Regions from separate parts of the Homo sapiens genome. Here region 2 is linked to region 1. A link is a contact called in ENCODE Hi-C or POLR2A ChIA-PET data. All regions are on one chromosome and are shown on one strand. The core of a region is the stretch at or near the end of the contact, and the rest is flanking DNA. Distances in the headings are between cores, read along the strand shown. Region 1 overlaps TBPL2 (TATA-box binding protein like 2). Region 2 overlaps FBXO34 (F-box protein 34).

Region 1 (7,010 bases), core at 2,414-4,913:
TCATTATTTTTGTTAACCTTAATGTAGGGAGAAAAGACCCAGACATTTAGTTTTCCCATCCAATCTGTTTGAGATTTTCATATTCAGCTCGGCTTTTTCAACTGGGATAATGTTAACTCCTAGCAGAGGCTAATTCTCTTTTGGTTTCTGGGTATAGAGGTTTGCTGCTGTCATAATGAGGATCCGAGAGCCCAGGACAACAGCCCTTATATTTAGCTCTGGGAAGATGGTCTGCACGGGAGCCAAAAGGTATGAGGAATCATCCCTCCACCCCTACCAGAGAAACAATTTAGTATGTAAAACAAGGAAGCATAGAATTAATGTGCTAAAGCACATAGTAGAAGCAAAATGCCTTTCTTTGCTGAAGACTTTATTCAATGAAATGCCACATTTTGGGTTAAAAACACTCCTATAAATACTGACTTGGGCCAGGCATGGTGGCTCACATCTGTAATCCCAGCACTTTGGGAGGCCTAAGCAGGAGGATCGCTTGAGCCCAGGAGTTTGAGACCAGCCTGGGCAACACAGTGAGACTCCATCTCTGTTAAAAAAAAAAAAAAAAAAAAAAAGAGAAATCTAAAAAGTAGCTGGATGTGGTGGTGCATGCCTCTAGTCCTAGCTACTTGGGAAGCTGAGGTGGGAGGATCACCTGAGCCCATGAGTTTGAGGCTGCAATGAGCTATGATCATACCACTGCAGTCCAGTCTGAGTTACAGAGCAAGACCCTGTCTCTATTAAAAAAAATAATAAAATACTGACATATCCCCATTTTACAGTTTCCCCTATTAAACCGAGGGGACTTAACTGCGCTGCTACAACTTGTTTCTAAGGTGAATTTTTTTTAAGTTACAGTAATGATGAAGTGTGTTATAAGTCTGGGGAAGTAGTTATTGTGGATTTTCCTCATTGCAGATAAATGGATAGAACTTTCTAAAGGAGCTCAATTAGACATTCCTTGAGCATTAGCTTGCATTAGCTCAGGAGGCATCCCTTAAAAATCTCATCTCTCCTGGATCTCACGCAGAGGAAGCCCTGTGTTGATGGGTATTCTTTCACCATAACTCTGTAGTGGCAGAGCCTGTTTTCTCCTGTAGGTGTTAAAAGATAAGAAGCAAATTCTCCTCCTGAAAAGTTGTGCCAATTTCTCGCTCTATAAATGTACTAAGTGTTCATTTTATCCTGTGGACACTGGGTGTCGATATTCTTTTTATATTTGCTAAATTGATTGACAAAAAGTTACATTGTTTTACATTTCTTTGATTTACTAGTGAGATTAAATAACTTTTTAGAAGTGCAGAAATTGCTATGTCATTTGCTCAGTTATCTATGGAGAGATTTATCTTTTGTTTTTGTTTTGTTAACTATTTTCACCATTTTATACTGTAAATATTTTTTCTCAGATTACTGTTTATGGTATTTTATGGTGTTTTTTTTGTTGTTTGTTTATTTGTTGTTTTTTTTTTTCTGAGACACGGTCTCACTGTGTTATCCAGGATGGAGTGCAGTGGTGTGATCTGGGCTCACTGCAACCTCCACCTCCCGGGCTGGAGCCATCCTTCCAGCTCGGCCTCTTAAGTAGCTGGGACCACAGGTATGCACCACCAGGCCTGGCTAATTTTTTTTTTTTTTTTTTGTAGAGACGGGGGTTTCCCCATATTGCCCAGGCTGGTCTCGAACTCCTGGGCTCAAGTAGTCCTCCCACCTTGGTCTCCCAAAGTGCTGGGATTACAGGCGTGAGCTACTACATCTGGCCTATGGTGGGTTTTTTAAAAAACACAAATTTTGAAGGGTATACTCATTTTATCCCATTTTTTTCTTTGTTTTCTACATTTGGCTTTGCCCTTAAGGCATTTGTGCACAGTATTATACAAATATTGACTTTCATATATTTTTTGGTCTTTTTCAGGTCCTGCTTTGTGATAGGAAAAGGATAGCTGGTATTTTGATTCACTTAGAGCTTTCTCTAGATGGAAATGTTCTATATCTGCACTGTTTAATGCAATGATATAGCCACTAGTCAGATGTGGCTACTGAGCACTTGAAATACAGCTAATACAACTGAGGGACTGAATTTATATTAATTGGACAGAGCAGATCTAGAATTTTGTTTCAATGTAAGATAATTATTTTTCCCAAATGATCAGTCGGTACTCAGATACATTTATTGAAGGATCCATTGTTACTACATTTCCCCCAATCTGTTTTTACATATTAAGTTCTTCACATGTGTCTGAGTACATTGCTGGACTTTCTCTTATGTTGATCCCAGGAATCTCCATTTTAAAGTGATTATTGGACAGTTGTGCAAGATGTCTGTAATAATGTTCATTTCAGCAATAGAACAGGGAAAACCTAATTAATAATAGGGTTTCAATTTGAAGTCATAAAGTAAAATTGTATTAGCCATATAGTACACATACTGAGCTGAAAGGATGGTCACATTGTATTAAGTTGGATTGCAGAGGGAGAAGTAAGCAGCTAAATGGTGTTTGTTATCCAACTTTCATTGTAAAATATGCTCATGTTACACATATTACACACATTCATGAGTGTCTTTTCTTATCTGAATTTATTCCTAAAATCTGATAGTGAAAGTTTGGATAATGAGTTCAGATAATAAGAGATACTTTTTATCCAAATATATTTGGTTTTGAAGTTTTGGATAGTGAGTTGTGAGAATTTAGTTAATAAGAGGTGCCAGTATTATCTCCACATTTTATCCAAACCTATTCTCTTTTGTTGTAACAGCAAGAGTATGAGGGATACCTGTGTTTGCGTAGGAAAAGTGCAGAAGATCAAATTTAGGTAGTTAACACCAGTATGGGTGAGATTTTAAGATTTTTAAACTACTTTCTAATGTTTGTACAATGAACATGTATATAGACTTTCAACTATTAGTTGTTTCAATAGAAACTTCTGTGTCCTTAGAATATCACAGCTGATATCCCAAGAAACTACAGGACTATGCAAACTTGAACAAATTTGAACTTATTTACATTACGGGAAATGTAATAGATTAGTTAGGCAAAATGTAGTTCAAAATGGAAACAGTTTATTTTACTGCTAACCTGGGGACATGGCCTTGCTAAGGACATTTCAAGAGTGAGAAGTGGGTGAAGAGAGCCAAGGGCAGTGCTGTGCAGCTGTAGTCAATCTAGTGAGTAGATACCAGATCAACAGATGGCCATGTGCAGTGGCTCACACCTGTAACCTCAGTACTTGGGGAGGCTGAGGTTGGGAGGGTCACTTGAGTCCTGGAGTTTGAGCCCAGCCTGGGCAAGACAGCAAGACCCTGTCTCTATAAAAATTTAGGCAGGTGTGGTGGTGCATGCCCCTGCAGGCTACTTAGGAGGCTGAGGCAGGAGGATCACTTAAGGCCAGAAGTTCAAGGCTGCAGTGAGCTATGATCATGCCACTGCACTCCAGCCTGGGTAACAGAGCAAAAACCCAATCTCTTTTTTTTTTTTTTTTTTTTTTTTTAAAGTGGGTGAGGAGAATCAACATTAAATGAGGTGACACATGTATGTAGTAACGAATACCCAAGAGGGGGCAGTGTTGGTGAAGGATCTGGATAAGAGAATCAAACACTTGCTTTAGTCCAGGCAAACAAGTTCAAACTGGCTTTTCTTTCAGGTGTTTCTGATTTACAGCCTAAAAATAGGGCCAAACCCATGAGGGGGGTGGAATTCACCTGATTCACCCTGCAGGTGTTGCTACCTACTGTTTTGTTTTGTCACTAACAGTTGAAAAATACCTAAGGAGAAATGAAGCCTCACCTCTCAGGACTCCACAGGCTCTGCTATGAATTTAGGGGTGCAGCAGGACAGACACTTAAAGGACATAGCCACAGAGTAGGACAAATTCCTGTCCTTCTTGTGTTGAGTTTGAATTGAATTGAAGATTGGGTGAGAAAGCCGAGCAAAACAAGGGGGGTTTTGAGGTATTTTCATGTGGTTGTTTTGGACAGTGTGTCCAATAAAGACTCAAGAACTGATACCTTGTCTGTGCCACTCAATCAGCACATATCTTACCTCCTTATATGCGATTTTTTTTTGTATGCATGTGTCCTTATTTTTTCTTGTTGTTTTCTTTTTTTTTTTTTTTTTTTTTTTGAGACGGAGTTTCACTCTTGTTGCCTAGGCTGGAGTGCAATGGCGCGATCTCAGCTCACTGCAACCTCTGCCTCCCAGGTTCAAGTGATTCTCCTGCCTCAGCCTCCTGAGTAGCTGGGATTACAGGTGCCCGCCACCATGTCCAGCTAATTTTTTTGTATTTTTAGTAGAGACAGCGTTTCATCATGTTGGCCAGGCCGGTCTCGAGCTACTGTCCTCAGGTGAGCTGCCTGCCTCAGCCTCCCAAAGTGCTGGGATTACAGGCGTGAGCCACTGTGCCCAGCCATTGTTCTCTTCTAAATGGGACATACTTTGAGACTGGATGAATGGTTCCCAAACTGCAGTGAGCAGCACAGTTACCTAGAGGGCTTGTTAAAAGACAGATTGCTCGGCCCCACCCCCAGAGTTTCTGCATGTCTGAGGTGGAACCTGGGACTTTGCATTTCTAACAAGTTCCCAGGTGAAGCTGCTGGTCTGGGGACACACTTTGCGAATCCTTGGAATCGTTTTAGCAAATAACACCCAAGTAAAAGTAAAAGTACTTCATATATGAAAGGTGACAAATGAAGACAAAAATTTATGATTCTGTTCAACAGCTGTACAATTTTACAAGACCTTTTATAAGGTGCTAGGGACGAAAGTATGGGAAGTAAGTCCTCCTCACAAAGCCTACAGCTTCATAGTATACATTGAAAGATAAACGTGGTACAAATGGTAACAATCCAATACAACACCAGTAGTTGAGAGGATGTAGCGATTAAGACATCTTTAAACATATTTGCCCCTCCCCAGTGAAGAGCAGTCTCGACTTGCAGCAAGAAAATATGCTCGTGTGGTGCAGAAGCTTGGGTTCCCTGCCAGATTCCTCGATTTTAAAATTCAGAACATGGTTGGAAGCTGTGATGTGAGATTTCCCATCAGGCTGGAAGGTTTGGTGCTAACCCATCAGCAGTTCAGTAGGTATGACGGTTATATAGCTTGAACTTTGAATTTACCAAGATATTTAAGTTACATTATGGGTTGCTTACGTAAAGTATCTTTCAGAGAAATTGTGATTAAAAAAAAAAAGGCGGGGGACACAATAGTGAAAAGATTAAGATGCTATGCCTGAGTTCTCATAGGTTACCACATGTGCCCAGTCTTTTGAAACCATGGTTCTTAAACTTACATTGCTTAGCAATCACTTAGCTTATTAAAGCACACATCTCTGGCTGGGTTTCTTCACCAGAGATTTTGCTAGAATTTGTGTTTCTAAAAAGCTCAAAGGTGATGACAGTGCTACTGGTCAGAGGCCCACACATTGAGATCCAGTAATCTACAGATTTGTAAGCATACAAACGTAGCTTGGCAATGACACTGGCAAGATAAGGCATGTGTTGGGAGGCCGAGGCAGGCGGATCACGAGGTCAGGAGATCGAGACCATCCTGGCTAACACGGTGAAACCCTGTCTCTACTAAAAATACAAAAAATTAGCCGGGCGTGGCAGCGGGCGCCTGTAGTCCCAGCTACTCGGGAGGCTGAGGCAGAAGAATGGCCAGAACCCAGGAGGTGGAGCTTGCAGTGAGCCGACCTCGCGCCACTGGACTCCAGCCTGGGCGACAGAGCGAGACTCCGTCTCAAAAAAAAAAAAAAAAAAAAAAAAAAAAGATAAGGCATGTGAAATGGACTAGGCCGGTAGGAAGGGGCTTGACAGCTGGTGAGGGGAGAATGGATTGGGGAGAAGATGAAAAAAGAATGCTGTAGCACGTTCTATGAAAGCAATCCTGGGAGGCTGAGGCAGGAGAATGGCGTGAACCCGGGAGACGGAGCTTGCAGTGAGAGATCGCGCCACTGCACTCCAGCCCGGGCCACAGCCAGACTCCGTCTCAAAAAAAAAAAAAAAAAAGCAATCCTAACTAGTTTGTCCCCTATCTGTGTGTGTGTGTGTGTGTGTATATAGCTGCAGCCCGCAACACAATGTTGCCTGTAGTATATTCCTTTTCCTAGGGAATATCTCTAGCCTTCCTGACTTCAGACTTCCCGTCTCAACAGCTAGTGCTCCTCCCCCGCCCCCAGCCGTTTTGGTGGCTCTCCCATCCCAGGCCCTCAGAGAGCAGGGATGGAGGGTGACTCATGGACACCAAACCCCTTGACTCACCAAGATATACACCTGGGCTAGGGCACTTGGCCTGGGTTAATCACAGATGCTCTTAAATTCTCTTGGCCAAGCTGGAACTGAAGTTCTTTCATTCCAACGCCTTATCTTCTCTTGGCCATCGAATGATTATCCCGTCAATAGAGTAGATAGGGATCATATTGCTGTGCTTTCCCTAACATTTGTTAGCTTTCCTTTCAGATATGATCTGAATGGAAGTTAAAAATTCCTTTTTCTTCTAAAATATTTTCATTCATTCTGAGATTCAGCTTTTATGATATGCTTATTTTTCTTTTGACATGTTTATTTTTCTCTTGATTATGTTTTCTTTTTTCTTCAGTTTTTTCACTGTATGCTATTGAATGCCTAAATATACCCCATTTTTTAAAAATCTGAGCTCCCTATAAAGTCCTCCCATTCCCCCATGTAAGACATGTTGCCTCTTTAGGTATCTTTCTTCCTTCAATCTTGGCATAATTTGCAGATTTCCTAATAAAGCCTGTTTCTAAGAGTCTCCCAGTGCTTAAGTTGTCTTATCTTCCAGACTCTCAAGTCACGAGCCTCCAGCCTATCTTTCTCTGAATCGGCTTAGTGTACATCTGCAAGAGCTCTGCCCGAACTCTAAGGTTGTGTCTACATTAGACTTAGCATTCCCTTCTGGCCATTCAGGGCTCGAAAATGATGTGTGTGGTTCTTCCCAAGTGTCCATTCATTTCTTTTTCACCAGCATCTTCCTTGCAGAGCAGATCTAAGTCTAGAATAG
Region 2 (7,328 bases), core at 4,431-6,930, 94 kb after region 1:
CCTAATAGTTTGACAGTATTACAAAATAGTGAATTAGTAATATTATGCAAATTTACACAGTTCCCCAGCCCACTTTTGTTGGAGTAGGGAGGGAAGAGAAGGGCCTGGAGGAAAGAACTTCTGCTTAAGCTGTTGTGAATTATTAAATAACACTTCAGGATAGAGACAAAATAAAGCATTCCATTTTGTTAAACTTAATGATGTTTAAGTTAATCCGTAGTCATTTCCTATTGCTCCTATGACATAATGCCAAACACCCACAAAACTCCAGCATATCACATTTACTGCTAAGCAGGCAAATGAAAAGCCTACCAGTGGTAAATGCCACTAGAATGAACAACAAAATGCAGATGAAACCTCATAAAAAGTTAAAGTCCAAAAAAATTAATACATTTTGAAAAATACATTGAGCATTACCAGGAAAATTTAATTTCCAAGGATTTTCAGATATTCGGAGTTCCTATTAACAACTCTCTTGCATATTTTACCTATTCTAATATTTTTTACAGAAACTGAAGGAAAATAAAACTCCTATCCCTTTGCATAGCAAACCACTACTTCCTTGAGTGGGCTGATGCTTGCTTTTACTTTGAAACCAATCATTTTTCCATATGACAAAGATCCTTTGCTTGGCCAAACTTGAGTAAGGATTCTAAACTTTCTTCTAGGCCCATCTGTGCACTTTCTCACAAAATCCAGTTTTAGCAAAAGACCCCCTCCCATCTTCAATATCTGATCAGGTTCTTCATTTTCCACCATCCCCCAGGTGATGTCTGATCACCCTGGCTTGTCTTCAGCAAGAATCCTGTTAGATGGGTTTAGCCAGAATCCCCCTTACTCCAAATGTTTCCTCTTAGTAGTTTACCTTCAACTGACCCCTATCCTGCTCCTTGCCCATGATGTATTTGGAGTTGAGCCCAACCTCTTTCCTTTGCTGCAAGACCCCGCTGCAGTGATCCCTATACTTATCGCGATGGTCCTGAATAGTCTTTTTTGCCCACCTTTAACAAGTATCAGTTTTTTCTTTAACATGTATTTTTATGTAAACATAAATTTTTTAAAAATATTTTTAAGGCAATAGCAATTTCTGACATCACTTGCAGTACTTTCAAAGAGTTGATCAGTGCTTTAATATGTGCCCTATTTGACCAAAATGTAACTCAAACAAAAGGCTCTCTCTTAAGGGATAATATTCAAGATTCCAAGGCTAGCCTTGAATCCAGTTCAAAAATCCATTATGTGTCAAATAACATTTGATATGAAAAATAAGAGTACAGCTACTAATTCTAGAGTATAAATGCAACCTGACACCGCACACATCTGCCACCACACACACAAATCCCTGGCTGGACAATGATCTTAGGCCAAGTACCTAACACATGCCACCTGGGCACAGGCTGGCCCATTAACACAGTTATACGTAACTGAATTTTAAAATGGCTTGACCCCAGGGAAAGAAAAAAAGAGGCTAAAATAAAAATTACGAGCCAGCCAGGCATGGTGGCTCACATGTGTAATCCCAGCACTTTGGGATACCAAGGCAGGAGGATCACTTGAGCACAAAAGTTCGAGATCAGACTGAGCAATACAGGGAGGTTCCCTATGTACCACCCCCATTCAAAAAAAAAAAAAAAGCCAAGCATGATGGCCTGTATTTGTAGTCCTATTTGGGAGGTGACCATGGGATTGCCTGAGCCCAGGAGTTAGAGGTTGCAGTGAGCTATGATCATGCCACTGCACTCCAGCTAGGGCGAAACAGAGAGACCTGGTCTCAAAAGCAAGCAAACGTTGGTAAAAATTCAGGATAACAAGTATTAGTGCACCAAGCAAAAGAGTTTGCTTGCAAGCCAGGCACAGTGGCACACCCCCGTACTCCCAGCAACTTGGGAGGCTGAGGTGGAAGGGTAGCTACAAGCCCAGTTGTTTGAGTCCAGCCTGAGCAACACAGCAAGACCTGGTCTCTAAAAATAATAGTTTGCTTATAGCATCAATGTAGACAAAAGACTTGGCAAGTTAAGACTTCTGTCAGCAATACTGAGTGGGAGTGAAGGGGGTGGGGAATTACTTCAGAAATAGGCCCCATAGTGTTTACCAAAGAAAGCCAAAACCACTGTCCTGCCTGCTCACCTGTTGAGTAACTATTCTTCCTTCTACCACATGCCTCTAAGATCTGCTGAACCAAGACTGAAGTAGCAGTATGTGCACTGGCTGGTTAAGGTATACTCTGTTTAGAATTACTACTTGTAAAGAAACGAGATTTATGGTCAACAGAAAACTAAAAAACATTGCTGCTTTGGTGCCTGTTTTTGTAGCTTACCAAGGCAAATTTAACTATTGGGGTTAAAAATGAGCATTCCAAGAGGTACTGTGAGAAATAAATCTATACTATAGATAAATCAATCATTGGGCACCAAGAGCCCAAACTGTAATGTTATCTGGTGTATTTGTCTTATCCTCCAAACACAACTATTCCTTAAGTACACAGAGGGAATCTTCATTGTTGTGTATTATTCTGCAAGAATCTGACAAAACTTGGAATTCCTAAAGCCATATAAAAAGGATAATGGCTTCGACAAAGGATACAGAGCACCTAGTTTCAAGGTAAAATTTGGGCCTTTGGAACCAGGTTAGCATAGATCCAGGATTGGGGGGGGGGGCAGGTGATTAAAGGAGCAGTTACAAGTCCTACCCTAGGGAAATTCCTGAATGTCAGTATATATTACTTAATATGGTTATGATCATATTGTACATACAATGTACTTTTTATCACAGGGAGACATTTTCCATATTACATAGTCTTCAAAACCAATATTGTAAATGTGTAAGTACCAGAATATATTTAACCATTCCCTCTAAACCTGGACATTGTAACATTTTCATGAATACTGTCTCCTATGCATTTAAGGGTATGTCCTTAGAAAATATTTCCAAAAGTGAAATTATTGAGTCAGAGTGTATTTTCACAACTGGATATATCTTGCCCAACCACTCTCCAAAGGGATAATGCTAATTTTCACTGCTACCAGCAAGACAAGCGTGCAAGTTTTATGGCAAGGATTTTGTATCTTAGAGAACTGGTTTTTTTGGGGGGTTTTTTTTGGCTTTTTTTTTTTTGTTTTTTTTTGTTTTTGAGATGGAGTCTCGCTCTGTCGCCCAGGCTGGAGTGCAGTGGCGCAATCTCAGCTCACTGCAAGCTCCGCCTCCCAGATTCACGCCATTCTCCTGCCTCAGCCTCCCGAGTAGCTGGGACTAGAGGCGCCTGCCACCATGCCCAGCTAATTTTTTGTATTTTTAGTAGATGGGGTTTCACCGTGTTAGCCAGGATGGTCTCGATCTCCTGACCTTGTGATGCACCCACCTTGGCCTCCCAAAGTGCTGGGATTACAGGCGTGAGGCACCACGCCTGGCCTGTTTTTAGGCCTAAGAAAAGAAACCAAGGTAGAGCTAGAGATAAAAGGTAAAAATGAGTAAGAGGAGAATAACTTGTTTTTATTCTAGAATAATAACAGCTCTAATACCTCTACAATGTTTACTATGTGCCAGGTACTGTTTTAAGCTCAAAATACCCATAAAACCCCAAGAAGTACATACTCTTATCTACAACTGTAGATGAAGAAACTGAATCAGAGATGGCTTAAGGAACTTACAAAGATCAAGGTCACAATACCCATAAAAGAAGTCCATACTCGCTGGCCGCAGTGGCTCATGCCTGTAATCCTAACACTTTGGGAGGCCGAGGCGGGCAGATCATGGGGTCAGGAGATCGAGACCATCCTGGCTAACACAGTGAAACCCCGTCTCTACTAAAAATACAAAAAATTAGCTGGGTGTGGTGGCACGTGCCTGTAGTCCCAGCTACCCAGGAGACTGAGGCAGGAGAATTGCTTGAATCCGGGAGGCAGAGGTTGCAGTGAGCTGAGATCGTGCCACTGCACTCCAGCCTGGGCGACAGAGCGAGACTCCATCTCAAAAAAAAAAAAAAAAAAAGAAGTACATACTCTTATCTCCAATTGTAGATGGAGAAACTGAATCAGAGGCAAGTTAAGAAACTTGCTAAGTTCGCACAGGAAGCATATCATAGAGCTCAATATGTGTGCGGTCAGGAGTCAAAGCCTACGCTCTTACCACTACACTATGCAATGAGGAAAGGAGATTCTGAAGGGCCCATGGCAGGGTACTCCTCAGCAAGCTTATCTTCAAGTGGTAAGTGGAGTATAAGATGTGTGACTGTGAAAGGAGGCAGAACTGTGGCTTCAGGTTCAATTCTGGATGCCTCAAGTTTGACACCTTACTTAAAATTAAATTCATTTGTTTATCAAATATTTAACTTCCCTCTAAGTGTCGGATATTGTGCTAGCCTGCGGCTTCAGCATGAACAAAACTGAGGAATTTCTGCCCTCAAGGCACATTTGAGAGAGATGCATCAATTCCTTAGTCTTTTCATTTCCAAATCTGTAATTTTCTAATGTATTGAAATCAACTTAGCAATAAAAGCAGCCATCATTAGAAACATTCAAGTTTTATTTTTGGCAAAAAGAGACTTCAAAAATTGAATATGATAGTCTTGAGCGGAGGCCTGAGGACGATGACATTATCAAAGAGTAAGGCTGGTACAACTATACAGAACACATGGAAGAGAACATGCACAGATATACTGTTGTGGTGTCAATTTATAACGGATTTATTTACAAAAAATTGTTCCATAGAATGAGAAATGCTAGAGAATAGAAGAAAATAGCATTAAAATATAACCATAAGCATGGACCAGGTGCAGTGGCTCATGCCTGTAATCCCAGCACTTTGGGAGGCTAAGGTGAGTGAATCCCTTGAGTTCAGGAGTTAGAGACCAGCCTGGGCAACATGGTGAGACCCTGTCTCTACTAAAAATACAAAAATTAGCCAGGCACAGTGGTGGACATCTGTGGTCCCAGCTACTCAGGAGGCTAAGGCAAGAGGATCTCGAGTCCAGGAGGTGGAGGTTGCAGTGAGCCAAGATAGTGTCATTGCACTCTAGCCTGGGCGACAGAGTGAGACTGTCTCAAAAAAAAAAAAAAAATAAAATAAAAAAAAGAGTGAAGAGACCTACCAACCAAACACACCACATAGGATTCTGAGTCAGACAGACCATAAAATAGTATATATGTGTGTGTGTGTGTGTGTGTGTGTGCGTGCATGTATATATTCTATATGTGTATAGCATTTTTTTTTTTTACATTTCTGGGAAGTTCTCAAAATGTGTGTATGCATTTTTGAGTCCTCATCTCTTACAGATACATCCTGAAATACTTTTAGATTAAATGATATAATGTCTGGGATTTCCTGCAAAATAAAATGGGAGAAAAGAAATGGTTGGGAGTATTGAGCAAACAAGACTGGCTATGAGATGATCAACTGCTGAAGCTGCATGATGGCTAAGTGGGGGGTTTCTCACTACTATTTCTGTACATAGCTAAATTTTTCCATAATTATTGGTTTTTAAAAAGGAGAACTAAACAAATGGGAGCATGTGGAAAACACTGGATGAATGAGCCTTAAAATGTTCATTATGTACATACAGTGTAGACCCACAAACTGTCCGATTTGGAGTTAGGAAACTGGAATTCAGTGGTTCCCTGGGCCAGGCAGCTCTGCAGGGACTGATCTGAAGTCCCTCCCAACTGAGCCCCAGGCTGTCTGATGCAGTTGCTCCTTCCTGGTTCAAACAACGGGCACCAACATAAGTTCTTGCCCTATTCTACACCCATTACTGAAAACTGAACAGGAAATAAATCAGAAAGCAATTTTTAAAAGATAAAAAGAAAAGGAGACAAACACATGGGAAGTATAACAATAAAAAAGAACTGAAAGACAACAGCAGTCAAGACCAATCAATCCAATTCCTAATTAAATACATATAATTTTCAGTCCCTCATTCTGTAATCTAAATGAGCAGTTTAATTAGTACCTGAATCTGCCTTGTATAAGTGCACTTAACTTTCATACTTTAAAGACATATATATATAAACATTTAAATAAATGCATAGGAAATTTTACCATTCAAAGGTATCTCATTGGAAATCCTTTTATAACAAAAATAGTCACCTCCTACATTCAGTCATGTAGGAAGGGAAAATGACAGTACTAATTTTAAAATATTAATAGTGATGTAGCCATTAATATTTTTTGAACAGTTGGCATGTAGTTATACATTGCTCTAAAGAGCTTCATTATGTATATATGGATATAAATTTCATCTTCAGGACAATTCTATGAGCTAGATATAATAATTATTCCCATTTCATAAACATGGAAACTGATTGATTAAAAGTATAATAAGCATTTTTAAATGATCAATTATACAAATGGCAGTTCATCTTATATACTAAGTACTGGGTCATTTTTTAAAATGTGCTTTATAGAGGAATTTTAAACAAAGCCAAATGCACACTCATGTAACAAACAGTCAAATAGTCAAATGAGTTGCCTAAAAGTCACCAAATTGGTTGTACAGAGGTTCCTACATACACTATACTTATTATTGTATTTTATACACCCTCTAATCCCAGTGGTTCTTCATTATCTAAAAAGAAATATAAGTCACAGATCAAAGTCAGAAGTTTGTTTTAACAGAAATGTTTCCCATTGCCCAGGAAATGGCTGAAGATAACTGAACATACACAGACTCAAGATGAACAAAAAGCCAAAGGAAAGCATTACCTACCATCAACTCCTTAAGGGCAGGATCCCAGGTATGACATTTTTATAACCCCCCTACCCCCAGGATCAAGCACAGAAGACTTTTCACATAAGAGGCACTTTTCCATAAAAAGTAAACACCACAAACTACAACTGCATTCTAGTCCCCTACATCTTCAATCTGATCTCCAAATAAAGGAGGAAATAATGCTAAGGAACTCCTTTGACTAAAAGCACCTGCCCTTCACCTGAACTCCTTTGACTTGAAAACACCTGCCCTTCACCTGCCCTCCACTCAATCCACTGCAATGGGTCAACTTAACTTGCTGGGTGGGAAACCCAGTTTGAAAAGGCAAGCCATCCCACTCTGGGGACCATTTCATAAACCCTATTCCCCAAATCCCACTATACCTCCCACAAGGAAGAGTTTGTTCTACCACAAAACTACCTTATTTCTCTAGAAGTCTGACCATCTTGTCACCAATGGATGAAAACTCAGCGCAGCAGTGGTCAATCTTTTTTGGATGCTGGACCCTTCCGAACATGTGAGAAAAGGTCTAAGTTCTCTGCCACCCAAAAATACCAAAGCACATACATAAGTGATTTTGGTAGGATTTTGGGGAAAGCTCCAGGGCTCCTGATGAAGAGCTTCC

The links. Hi-C counts contacts between places; a loop is a spot of excess contacts on that map. ChIA-PET counts read pairs that join two places held with the same protein, here RNA polymerase II (POLR2A). Pooled maps may share reads with other maps.
Region 2: a pooled map shows a loop between it and region 1 (3-fold over the local background). The contact joins two enhancer-like sites. A Hi-C loop is called at or near these places in 6 of 50 pooled maps. POLR2A ChIA-PET finds 5 or more read pairs at or near these places in 5 of 52 experiments (CD4-positive, alpha-beta T cell, activated B cell, activated CD4-positive, alpha-beta T cell and 1 more).

The regions. Positions count from the first base shown.
Region 1 is chr14:55,426,869-55,433,878 of GRCh38, reverse strand. It overlaps TBPL2 (TATA-box binding protein like 2), which reads left to right. Exons shown (of 7, transcript NM_199047.3): 4 at 158-249; 5 at 4,905-5,072. It also overlaps a transcript of FBXO34 not described here. Among named protein-coding and RNA genes, the nearest start is that of TBPL2, 10 kb to the left of the region's middle. Within about 2 kb of position 3,663, at least 2 of the 41 ENCODE cell types and tissues checked have a DNase peak (open chromatin) inside an H3K27ac peak, as active enhancers do.
Region 2 is chr14:55,334,708-55,342,035 of GRCh38, reverse strand. The region is part of intron 1 of FBXO34 (F-box protein 34); the gene reads right to left. Among named protein-coding and RNA genes, the nearest start is that of FBXO34-AS1, 66 kb to the right of the region's middle. Within about 2 kb of position 5,680, at least 5 of the 41 ENCODE cell types and tissues checked have a DNase peak (open chromatin) inside an H3K27ac peak, as active enhancers do.